Linked DNA regions of Homo sapiens: region 2 is linked to region 1. Evidence: chromatin loops called from intact Hi-C (ENCODE). Cell type or tissue: endothelial cell of umbilical vein. All regions are shown on one strand. Links, peaks and the distances in the headings refer to the core of each region. The heading gives the core; the rest is flanking DNA. Region 1 overlaps LOC105374117 (a long non-coding RNA gene). Region 2 overlaps SLCO2A1 (solute carrier organic anion transporter family member 2A1).

Region 1 (5,365 bases), core at 110-5,109:
CCACACTGTGGGAGTTTTGTTCTTTTGCTCTTTGCAATAAATCTTGCTACTGCTCACTCTTTGGGTCCACGCTGCTTTTATGAGCTGTAACACTCACCGGGAAGATCTGCAGCTTCACTCTTGAGCCCAGCGAGACCACGAGCCCACCGGGAGGAATGAACAACTCCAGACGCGCTACCTTAAGAGCTGTAACACTCACCGCGAAGGTCTGCAGCTTCACTCCTGAGCCAGCGAGACTACGAAGGAACCCACCAGAAGGAAGAAACTCCGAACACATCTGAACATCAGAAGGGACAGACTCCAGACGCGCCACCTTAAGTGCTGTAACACTCACTGCGAGGGTCCGCGGCTTCATTCTTGAAGTCAGTGAGACCAAGAACCCACCAATTCCGGACAGAAGGGCCCAGGGAGCATGGAGTGCAGGGACACTGCCGGCTGCCTTTCACCTTTCTCTCCTTCCCTTCCCCACACAGTCAGTCTGGGGAATCCCATTCTTTTCTTTTCTTTTCTTTTCTTTTTTTTTTAATTTGGAGATGGAGTCTCATTGTGTTGCCGAGGCTGGAGTGCAATGGCCCAATCTCGGCTCTCACTGCAACCTCTGCCTCTAGGGTTCAAGCGATTCTCCTGCCTCAGTCCCCCAAGTAGCTGGGATTACAGGCGCGTGCCACCACGCCCAGCTAATTTTGTGTTTTTAGTAGAGACGGGGTTTCACCATGTTAGCCAGGCTGGTCTCGAACTCCTGATTTCAGGTGATCCACCCGCCTCGGCCTCCCAAAGTGCTGGGATTACAGGTGTGAGCCACTGCGCCCGGCCTGGGGAATCCCATTCTTATGATGTGATCACCCAGTGTCCCTGTGTCAGACCTCTGGTGCCAAGAGAGACCTTAGAGATCACCTGATCCCACGCCTTCATTTTACAGATGGAGGAACTGAGGCTCAGGGAGGTGATTTTTTCCAAGGTCACCTGCCTAGGCTTCCTGGAGCCAGCTCTGTGCTCTTCTAAAACCACCACTTACTTTCCAATGGAGGGAGGTGACGTGTCGAGCACCTCTCACCTCTATTAGCCAGCCTGGTGTCTCCTGAAAAGCAGCGAGCATGTGCATGTGTGCACTGATAATATGTACCCCTGCAAGTCAGAGAGGGCACGTGCACACCTACGCGTCTTTGCAAACTGCTGGACATCATCTGCTGGTATGTACCCTAGTTAGGTGCTGAGACTAGGGTGAGGGCCAGGGAAAAGGCTGGGGTTGGGAGGCGTGAGTGAGCACTTAGATTCAGGAAGTTGTCAGTAAGACTGAGGAATGTCCTTGGGAGTCTTTGACTGGGGGTGGTGTTGAGTCTGGGTCAGACAGGTCAGAGAAGTCAGCCCAGAAAAGGAGGCCCATGAAGGACACTCCAAATGTTCATTGGAAGAGGGGCTTTCCCCAGGCAGAAAGAACAGGGCTGGGAAGCTAGAAGACAAGAGGCATGTTTGGAAGACAAGAGGCATGTTTGGGAAATGTCCAATAGTACTAGACTGTGGACCAGGGTTTATTGGGGGAGCAAATAGCTAGCAGGTATTTATTGAGCACTTGCTATATGGCAGATGCTGTGCTAGGTGCTAGAGACAAAGAGGCTTGAGTTGAGAGTTCTTCATGAGTGTGTTCTGTTCATCTTCCCAGCAGATGCAGAGGTCCTGCTCTGTGACCCACACTCTGAGCTCTAAGGAGAAGGAAACACACCCACACCCACACCCTTGAGAACTCACCACAGGGAAGAGTCCACGGAGGCAGACCCAGAACGGAGTGCAGAGAGCAATGGGAACCGCCTGGGAATTGTTCTCAATTGTGTCCTCACGCCCACACACTGACCTCCCGGGGCTCTGCAGCCAGGCTCCCTGTGCCTTCCTCGCCCCGGGGAGAGTCTGAACTCCCAGAATGCGTGTGTGTGCATCCCCTGCCCCTGCAGAAGACTCTCAACGGATCCAGCTAAGTCACCAGCCCAAACGCAAGCCCAAGTCTTGGCGTGACAGGGGCATTCAGCACTCACAGTTTATCTGTGGAGAAGAATCCCAGGCACTGGGTTTCAGAATCAAGGGCACTAGTGCGGAGGAAGTCTCCATCAGCCCTCACCTGACTCCTGGCGCTGTGGGTCCCTGAGGGCCCCAGGCAGCTCACCAATTCTCTGCTTCCCATGGATGCTTGTGGTTACTGGCTGACCTCAGTGTCTCTCCCCAGGATAACAGGACTAGGGGAGTCTCCCTTCACAGTTTGAAAGCACCTTAGTTCCTCCTACTGTCTCAAACCTCTCCATGGGCGCTGGCAGACCTGCTATGATTTTCATCCTACAGATGAGGCCCCAGAGGCTTGAGGGTGAATGGTGCTCAAGGGTGAGGTCTCTCTGAGGCTGGTGCCCTCCCCACACCCGGGGCACTGCCTGACAGCTATCCCCCAAGACCCCACTCCCTTCAGCCACTGGGACTTCCCTCCCAATGCAGGCCGTGTGTGCCCTGCTCCTGTGCAGCGGCAGGACAGGTTTCCAAAAACCAACGGCAAAGTTTCCTGAAAGGCTCTGGCTTCCAGGACTCTTGGCAGGGCTCTGCCCAGGAAGCAATGAGCTGGCACTTTCCTGGCTGTGTGCTTATAGCTGACCCTGGCCTCAGAGGCCTTCCTCTCCTTATCAGGAAAGGATGCCAAGGAGGAGGGAGGAGGCTCTGGGGAGAGTCCAGGCCTTTGTGTGAACCATCCTAAGGGAAGTGGATGCTTCTGAGCAGCCCTGCCCGGCTCTGGGCCTTGCCCGCCCTCATCTTCAGCAGGGCTTTGGCACTGGAAAGAATGAGCTTCAGCTCCTGAGCCTTGCAGGAGTCAGAGGTCAGCAGATTCCAGGGCTCAGCCTTTCCGCCTCAGTCAGAAACTCTCAGCAGACCAAAGGCCTGGGCTACAGTCCACTGAGAGTTTTTGACCAAGGCAGAAATTCTTCTCCACAGATAAACTGTGAGATAAACTGGGTGGGGACATCAGCAGCCTCCTCTCTGACGGGCAAAGTTCTTGGGGCCTGCCATGTGACCACCCAGCCTGGACTCCCTGCCAACACACACACAAAACAAGGCCCCTGCTAGACCCCAGTGCCTGGGCCCAGCTACTGGGCTGGCTTCTCTGCTGGTGTCCAAGGCTCACAGATTCCTGTTCTGCTTTCCCTCCAGACATCCTCTCTGGTCTTCCTGGTCTACCCTCAGGCACACAGGCCTCTCCTCCCCTTATGCCTCTGTCAGCTCTCTCCTCTGCCTGGACCGCTCTCCCCTCATCCCTCAGCCCCAGCTCTCCCCTCAATCCCTGGGATGCCTGTATGGACCTCCCGGAGGGCTGGTCCCTCTGTCCCACGCCCTGGACTTCTCTGCAGCACTCCTCATGGCCACCGTGACTCTCTTGGGGGTGATCCGTTGACTCACTCCGGCTGCAGGAGGGCTGGGACAGTGCCTGCTGCCTGTGTGCTGGCCAGACACAGTGGGAGTGCCCGCCCATGCTTACTGGGGAAGCAGAGACAATGGAATGTTTTAGCAGGATTGGGGTCTTCAGAAGGTACTTCCATGAGGTCCTGCATACAGCTGGGGTAGGAGGAGGCAGTTTAGGGCCTGGACGATGTGGGGCTGACATGAGAGAACAGGCCAGGGTAGGGTGCTGGGCAGGTGGGTCAGAGGGGCAGTCGTCCGCCTGGTACACAATGTCTTATATATGTTTGCAGGGGTGAAAAGAGACCTGTTCAGGGGCAGTGCCCAGTGAGGAGACCCTCAAACGAGAGGCAGAGTCCCTCAAGCCTTTGTACAATGCCACCAAGGGTGCTGCCCCTTCTTCAACAGAACGTCCTCCTTGCAGGGAGGCTGCAGTGATGTCAGAGATGGTGGGTTCAAACCTGCTCCTGTCTTCTCTCTGTAGCCTCCCTTTCCTCATCTGTGAAGTGGGGATGATAAGAGCTAACTGGCAAGGTTATTGGGTGGTCAGCTGAGGGAAAGTTCTTGAAAGGTGTTACTGAATCAAACGTCATTTTGCTTTTTCCTTCTCGCAGAATCACAGGCCAGAGGTGAGAGCTGGAGAAAGGGAAACTCTCCCAGTCCCTGGGAGTGGTCATTACAGACTGGGAAATCGCTCTCCAGCTGATGGTAAAGGACTGCAAATCCTATTCATGTGACTCAGGGCCTGGTGTGCCTTCTGGGAAGAAAGCAGAAGAGGGTTCCTAACTGTAGAAGGGAAAAGTTTCCCTTTATTCTTCCAGCCACGTGGTTCAATAAGCATGTACAAGCTCTTACCAGGGCCAGGCACTGTGCGGGCACCAGAAACATTAAGATGGAATGACACAGGTCTGCCCTGGAAGAAACATTAAGATGGAATGACACAGGTCTGCCCTGGAAGGGCTCCTTTCCAGGGCTCAGGGACTCTGTGACTCCTTTTGGGGAGCAGAGTTGTGGACAAGAGTGCATTTTTCTAGAGAGATGGTCCACAAGCCATCCAGAGCCAGGCTCTGTCTCCAGGTACCCTTGATCCTTGGAGACCTCCCTCAGGTCCTGGCTTTCTTTTTGGATTCAGGATTTCCCTGTGTTCCCCAGGCTGGAGGGCAGTGGCTTACTGCCGCCTCCACCTCCTGGGCTCAAGCATTCCACCTGCCTCAGCCTCTCAAGTAGCTGAGACCACAGGCACACACCACCAGACCCATAGAACTTTTTTATTTTTTGTAAAGACAGGGTCTCACTATGTCTTTACATAGTGAGGTCTCGAACTCCTGGGCTTAAGTGATCCACCCACCTCGGCCTCCCAAAGTGCTGGGATTACAGGCATGAGCTACCACGCCTGGCTTAGTTAGCCCTGGCTTTCAATTCCATCTCTGTTCTCCAGGACAAGCTGTCTCTGCAACTCCAGGCTCTTCTGGAAGCTGCCACCAATGCCTTTTCCACGTGGGGAGCTGCTTGAGGTTCCTTCCTCCCTTAACTCAAATGATGACAACTCCAGCTTTTGGTTACTCAGGCCAAACTCTCAGAGTCATTCTAGACCCTTCTCTTTCAAAATGTACACCCAATCTATCAGCCAGTCCTGTCAGCTCTATTTTAAAATATATGCAGAAACTAAACGATAGTGGTAGAAAATAGATCCGAGGGGCTTGGAGTGTGGAATAAGGGGGATACAAAAGAACAGGAGAAAATTTGGAAGCTGATGGGAATGTGAAGTATCTTGACTGTGGAGATGGTTGAGTGGGTGTATATGTGTGTCAAAATACAATAAATTGTACACTATATGTGTGGTTTAATATGTGCTAGTTATGCCTCAATAAAACTGTTTTTTTTTTTAAGTCAGATATTTTCAGTGACCTCTGTGAGACCCTGGACTAGTCGCTTCCCC
Region 2 (5,309 bases), core at 310-5,309, 120 kb after region 1:
TGTGGTCCCACCAAGTACCCTAGGAAATCACTGGGCCCAACCCAACCCACAGGTGAGTTTAACCATATGGAGTTGGCAAGGTGATCAGTGCATGAGATTGGAGGGTGACTCCCGTGCACCCCCTGGCTGGTCCTTGGCTGTGGCTTTACCCCTCTGGCCTTCCATCTCTGACTGGTACATAGGGGTCATCACTCTTGTGTTGCTAACCCCATGCGGTCCCATGCAAAGAGGCCCCAAGGAATGAAATGTGCTTAATAAATGCATATTCAACCCACATCTCTTAAGCTGCAAGAACCCCACTTCTGTATTTTTTGTGTAGGCAAGGCAATCCTGTCTCAAGATATTTCTCTAGATGTGCCTGGCAAGCAGTAAATGCTCAATTAATGTCAGCTACTTCGATTACAATTTAACATACCAAATGTTCCTTCCTGAAGCCATGCTTCCTTCTCAGTGATCCAGCTCAGTGTTTGTAGCCCACATGCAGTCCCAGGCCTGTGCACCTGGATCACCTCCTTCTTTCCACTTATAGGTGCTGTGAACCTCCCTGCTGCAGCCTTGGGGATGCTGTTTGGAGGAATCCTCATGAAGCGCTTTGTTTTCTCTCTACAAGCCATTCCCCGCATAGCTACCACCATCATCACCATCTCCATGATCCTTTGTGTTCCTTTGTTCTTCATGGGATGCTCCACCCCAACTGTGGCCGAAGTCTACCCCCCTAGGTAATGGGAATAAGGGGTAGAGAGATCCCCTTTAATAAGGCCAGGGCTTAGATCTGGCTGTTATACATCTTCCTTCCTGCTTCCTTAACTCTATTCTTTGCTGTACACTTTTTTTTTTTTTTGAGACAGAGTCTCGCTCCGTCACCCAGGCTGTAGTGCAGTGGCGTGATCTTGGCTCACTGCAAACTCCACCTCCCAGGTTCAAGTGATTCTCCCAGGTTCAAGCAATTCTCATGCCTCAGCCTCTCGAGTAGCTGGGATTACAGGTGTGTACCACCACACCCGGCTAATTTTTGTATTTTTAGTTGAGGCGGGGTTTCACCATTTTGGCCAGGCTGGTCATAAACTCCTGACCTCAAGTGATCTGCCTGCCACAGCCTCCCAAAATGCTGAAATTACAGGTGTGAGCCACCCCGCCCGGCCCACTTTTGATCTGATCTCTCACGTGGCAACTTAGAAAATCAGGTCTTGAATGGTCTGCTCCATTATAAGAAGAGATCAAAGGCTCTTACTGGGCCACCAGCAATCAGGGTTAGAGTTCTGTTTTCTTAAGAAGCACCAAAAACTAATTTGTTTGATTTCAGGATGAATTTGTAGGGCTGTGAGCCACAGGAACCAGGAAATAAGCTATGTTTAGCATCAGCTCTGTGCTGGCTAGAATTTCAGTTTCATTGAGCTGCTGAAGAGAGATGAAAGGAGACTTGAAAAGATCTGGAGAAGAATAATGAGAGTGATGGCAGACTTGAAAAATTAGGGCAGGTGAGGAGAAGGTCAGGTAAAGTCTGCCTGTTGGTTTGCAGACAGCAATATGGGTCACAGTGTTAACTTTGGCTTTATGTTCAGGAAGAGCTTCAGAGCCCTGTGAGGGGAAGGATGCCAACCAAGGGGCATTTTATTTTATTTTTCCTGGGTGCCACCTGTCAACAAGCTTTTTTTTAAGACTTTGCCTAATGAAGTTGCAACATTTGGAGATGCTGTACCTTTCAGCCCTGGTATTTTCTCTGTTTTTTTTTTTTTTTCTTTGAAATGACCTCCTCTGTCTTTGGTGGGTGAAGGAGAGAAGGGGTTTGGGGGAAGGGAGGGTTGCTCGGGGTAGGGAGCTCACCCCTAGTCTGTACGGCACTTCTGCAGGCTGACTGTGGATTGAGGAAAGCCGAGAAGCCTTTGGGCCTTTTGGCAGCGTCCACTGGGAGTTTAGCACATGGCTTTGTCCTCAGACAGGCCTGGACTGTATACCAGTGTTCCTTACTAGTTGGGGGAAGTTGCTTACCTTATCTAAGCTTTGGTTTTCTAATCCACAACAGGCAAATAATTCACTGTAGACTCGTTGTGATGATTGTGCATGTAAAGCCCCCGGGCACAGTGCCTGGCACGAGATGAACTCTCATTCGTATAATTATACTAGTGAAATATCTGGACAGTGGTTTGTCAGCCCCTTTCCCAACCCTCCCCGAAGAAGGTCATGAATATCAGATACCGGGGAACAGTGGGAACAGTGAGATCAACCAGTGAAATCCCTCTGGTTGAAGCTCAAGGGGATGGAGTAACTCTGGGCAAGGTCTACATTAAGCCAGGAGACAGACAGCAAACTAAATCCTGGATTGCCTCAGCGGTCCCAGCCACTGTTTTTCGGCTGAAGAAGAGGGAAGGCGAATATTGTCTGTGACCTGCCCATTGCAGCTGCCCTTTCTGGGTGGTTGGTTGTCTTGACGCCTACTGTGGCAAGGGATTCACCAGCCAGGCCTTCCCAGAGCATAATTAGTGGATTTGGGCTCCCAGTGGCAGAAGAAATGGAGAGATGCCGTGACCACTAAACAGTGGCAAATTCACTGTTGGCTCCACCAGGCATAATTCAGATCCCAGGGTGGCACTGGCCCAAAAGAAATAAAGATGCACAGACACACTCACCAGGCCAGGAACTCACACTGGGCTGGAGTGTAGGGTTTTTCTTTGGTCTTGCTTTGTTTGATTCCCCGTTTCCTCTTTTGCTGGCAGCACATCAAGTTCTATACATCCGCAGTCTCCTGCCTGCCGCAGGGACTGCTCGTGCCCAGATTCTATCTTCCACCCGGTCTGTGGAGACAATGGAATCGAGTACCTCTCCCCTTGCCATGCCGGCTGCAGCAACATCAACATGAGCTCTGCAACCTCCAAGCAACTGGTAAGGGCAGCCAGGGTCCAGAGGCAAGAGGAGCCCCACAGGATCTCGGAGCTCAGCGCATGCCCTCAAAGACTGTTTCTCGGCTCCAGGATAGGCAGGGCTCCACACACACACTCATTACCAGCATCCTGGCCTCCTCTGAGCCACATCCAACCTCTCTCTACCTCCCTACCCTGGGGTCATGACCAGATGCTGACAGCCCACAGTCAATTAAAGACTGGCCGATGTCCAACAAATTCACATTCTTGAGGCCTAACTGCTCAGAGCAGAAACCAGTCAAAGCACTCCTTCAGCTGAGGCCTTTGAGCCCCATCCTGAGAGATCCTCATGGGCATCTCTGGGTCCTGCAGGCTGGCCGTGGCCCAGATAAATCGAGGGCATTAGGCTTCTGTGACATGGACCTGGAAGGGTAGAGCCAGAAGCAGTAGCTGAGGGCACTTGGTTCAACCCCTCAGCTCCCAGGTGTGGCCACATGGCTGGCCTGAAATCATGCAGCTATTTCGGGCTGACCTGGCACTTGAACCCAGGGCTCTGCCTCAGTCTGGGGCACTTCTATTCAAAGCCATGTATCTTCTGGCCACCAGCTTTCCACTTGGGCAACCTCCATTCACTAGACTCACTTGGCAAAGTACAGTCCTTTTTTCTGTGGCTCCACACCTCCTAGGATCAGCCAGCAGCAAACTGACTTGAGTCATTTGTTTAGTTATTCAATAAACAGAACACTGGGCACAGCCGTGAGTGCTGAGGATGTGATGGTGAACCCATCAGACAAGGTCCCTGTTCTCATGGAGGGTGCATTCTATCAAATCAACACACAGGATAATTCTAGAAAGTAACCCATGCCATGGAAGGACTTAATAGGATGGAGAGTTCCCAGGGGCCTCCGGGAGAGGGTGACATTAGAAGTGAACAACCAGAAGAACAGAATTCTATGCACACCAGGAGCAATGCATTCCAGATAAAGGGAGCAGCAAGTACAAGTCCCAAGGGCATGAATGTACTGGGCATGCTGTAGGAAAGAAGAGAAAAGGCCGGGCTTGGTGCTGTAGGAGGAGTGTCACACCCAGCTGGCCAGGGAGCAGGCAGGAGCCAGAGCCAGGCAGGCCAGGCTTAGGAACTGCTGAGCAATGAGAAGACTGTGCAGTTAGTGTAAGCTAGGAACATGCCTTATTCCCTTAAGCCCATATGGAGGGGATGGGCAAGCCTAGTGCCTACTTACCAACCTCCTCTGAAAGGACAGGGCAAGGCTGCTGCCACTGCCACCTCTGCGGGCGAAGGAGCGTGGCTCCCAGGCAGAGGAAGGACAAGGAACTTGGACAAGATGCTCTTTAAGTTGCCTTCCAGTTGTGGTGGCTTCTGTGGTTTTCTTATCTTTGTTAACTTACCTCTGAGTCACCTACTTCCAGAAATAATCTTGGCAAGTTTCCCGTAACAGCATACATACCTCAAGACAAAAACCCATTAGCAAAATATCAAGAAAAAAAATCAGTAAATTATAAAGAAAAAAAATCTCTAAAAAATCCAGACTGAGGAAAGTAACAGCAATATTTTATATAACTAACTTTGGAGTTTCCTAGGGGCCAAGTGAAGAGGGTGCATAGTTACCACTGTCGGCAGAAGGAAACATACTAGTCCCTTAGTTCCAATATTAGTCTTGTAACTGCTTGGACACTGAAATTGTCACAGGCTGGGCCATCTGACAAGGGCAGCGAAGGAAGGTGAAGACCACCAGACAAGGGCAGTGGCCACCAAAGTGAGTTGGACAACAGTATTGAGCCATATGGACTTGCAGACTTGAGACAGGGGCCTCCTTCTCTGGAGTCCCTTCTAGGCAGGAGTTCCTTTCAGGCAGGGAACTCCAGCAAAGGCCTGACAGAATCAGAACCCAGGGAATTCCACTGTGTTCCCACTGCCCTCCTACTGTTTATGCCTCCCTCTGCAATAAACACACAAACAGCAAAAACAACAATCTGCAAAACCACCACTGCTGGGCACAAGCCCTCCTGGGCCCCTGGCTCCAAGCTGGGGGTTGGGGGCCTAACCTGGCAGTGTTCCTGGGCATCCAGAGGCAGATATGACTTCTGGAGGAGCCCAGCCCAGCCCAGAAGATGGTTTCTGTTGCCCAAACAGTGACAGAGGTGGGACCCCTGGGGCAGCTTGAAACCCTCACCTGGCCCCAGGCTCACCCAGCTTCCCTGGGAACCAGACCCAGAGGACACAAGGGTTGAAACCTCAGTCTCCAACAAGAGCTGGTGCAGACGTCTGAAGTGTGTGAAAGTGAAATAATAACAAATTTCCCCCTTTTTCCCTCCCCTTCCTCTTGAAGATCTATTTGAACTGCAGCTGTGTGACCGGGGGATCCGCTTCAGCAAAGACAGGATCGTGCCCTGTCCCCTGTGCCCACTTCCTGCTCCCGGCCATCTTCCTCA

What was found. A loop is a pair of places that touch in the nucleus more often than their neighbours do. Peaks named below come from ENCODE experiments on the same cell type or tissue, not always from the same donor. Only the 100,000 strongest peaks of a DNase experiment are listed, where the experiment ranks them.
Region 2: a loop joins it to region 1, with 4 times the contacts of the local background. A loop is called at or near these places in 8 of 110 quality-filtered maps.

The regions. Positions count from the first base shown.
Region 1 is chr3:134,064,466-134,069,830 of GRCh38, reverse strand. LOC105374117 (a long non-coding RNA gene) reads left to right here. Exons shown (of 4, transcript XR_924516.3): 1 at 1-1,190; 2 at 1,661-3,875; 3 at 4,041-4,134; 4 at 4,865-5,315. Among named protein-coding and RNA genes, the nearest start is that of LINC02000, 9.5 kb to the right of the region's middle. RefSeq lists enhancers at 1,448-1,948, 3,325-3,825. In endothelial cell of umbilical vein, for the core only: no CTCF peak of the experiment used is centred there; a DNase peak (open chromatin) is centred at 2,670; H3K27ac peaks cover 210 bases.
Region 2 is chr3:133,942,666-133,947,974 of GRCh38, reverse strand. It overlaps SLCO2A1 (solute carrier organic anion transporter family member 2A1), which reads left to right. Exons shown (of 14, transcript NM_005630.3): 9 at 530-719; 10 at 2,715-2,880; 11 at 5,207-5,309. Among named protein-coding and RNA genes, the nearest start is that of C3orf36, 16 kb to the right of the region's middle. RefSeq lists a silencer at 2,596-2,890 and an enhancer at 4,810-5,309. In endothelial cell of umbilical vein, for the core only: no CTCF peak of the experiment used is centred there; DNase peaks (open chromatin) are centred at 2,774, 3,494 and 4,234; H3K27ac peaks cover 3,672 bases.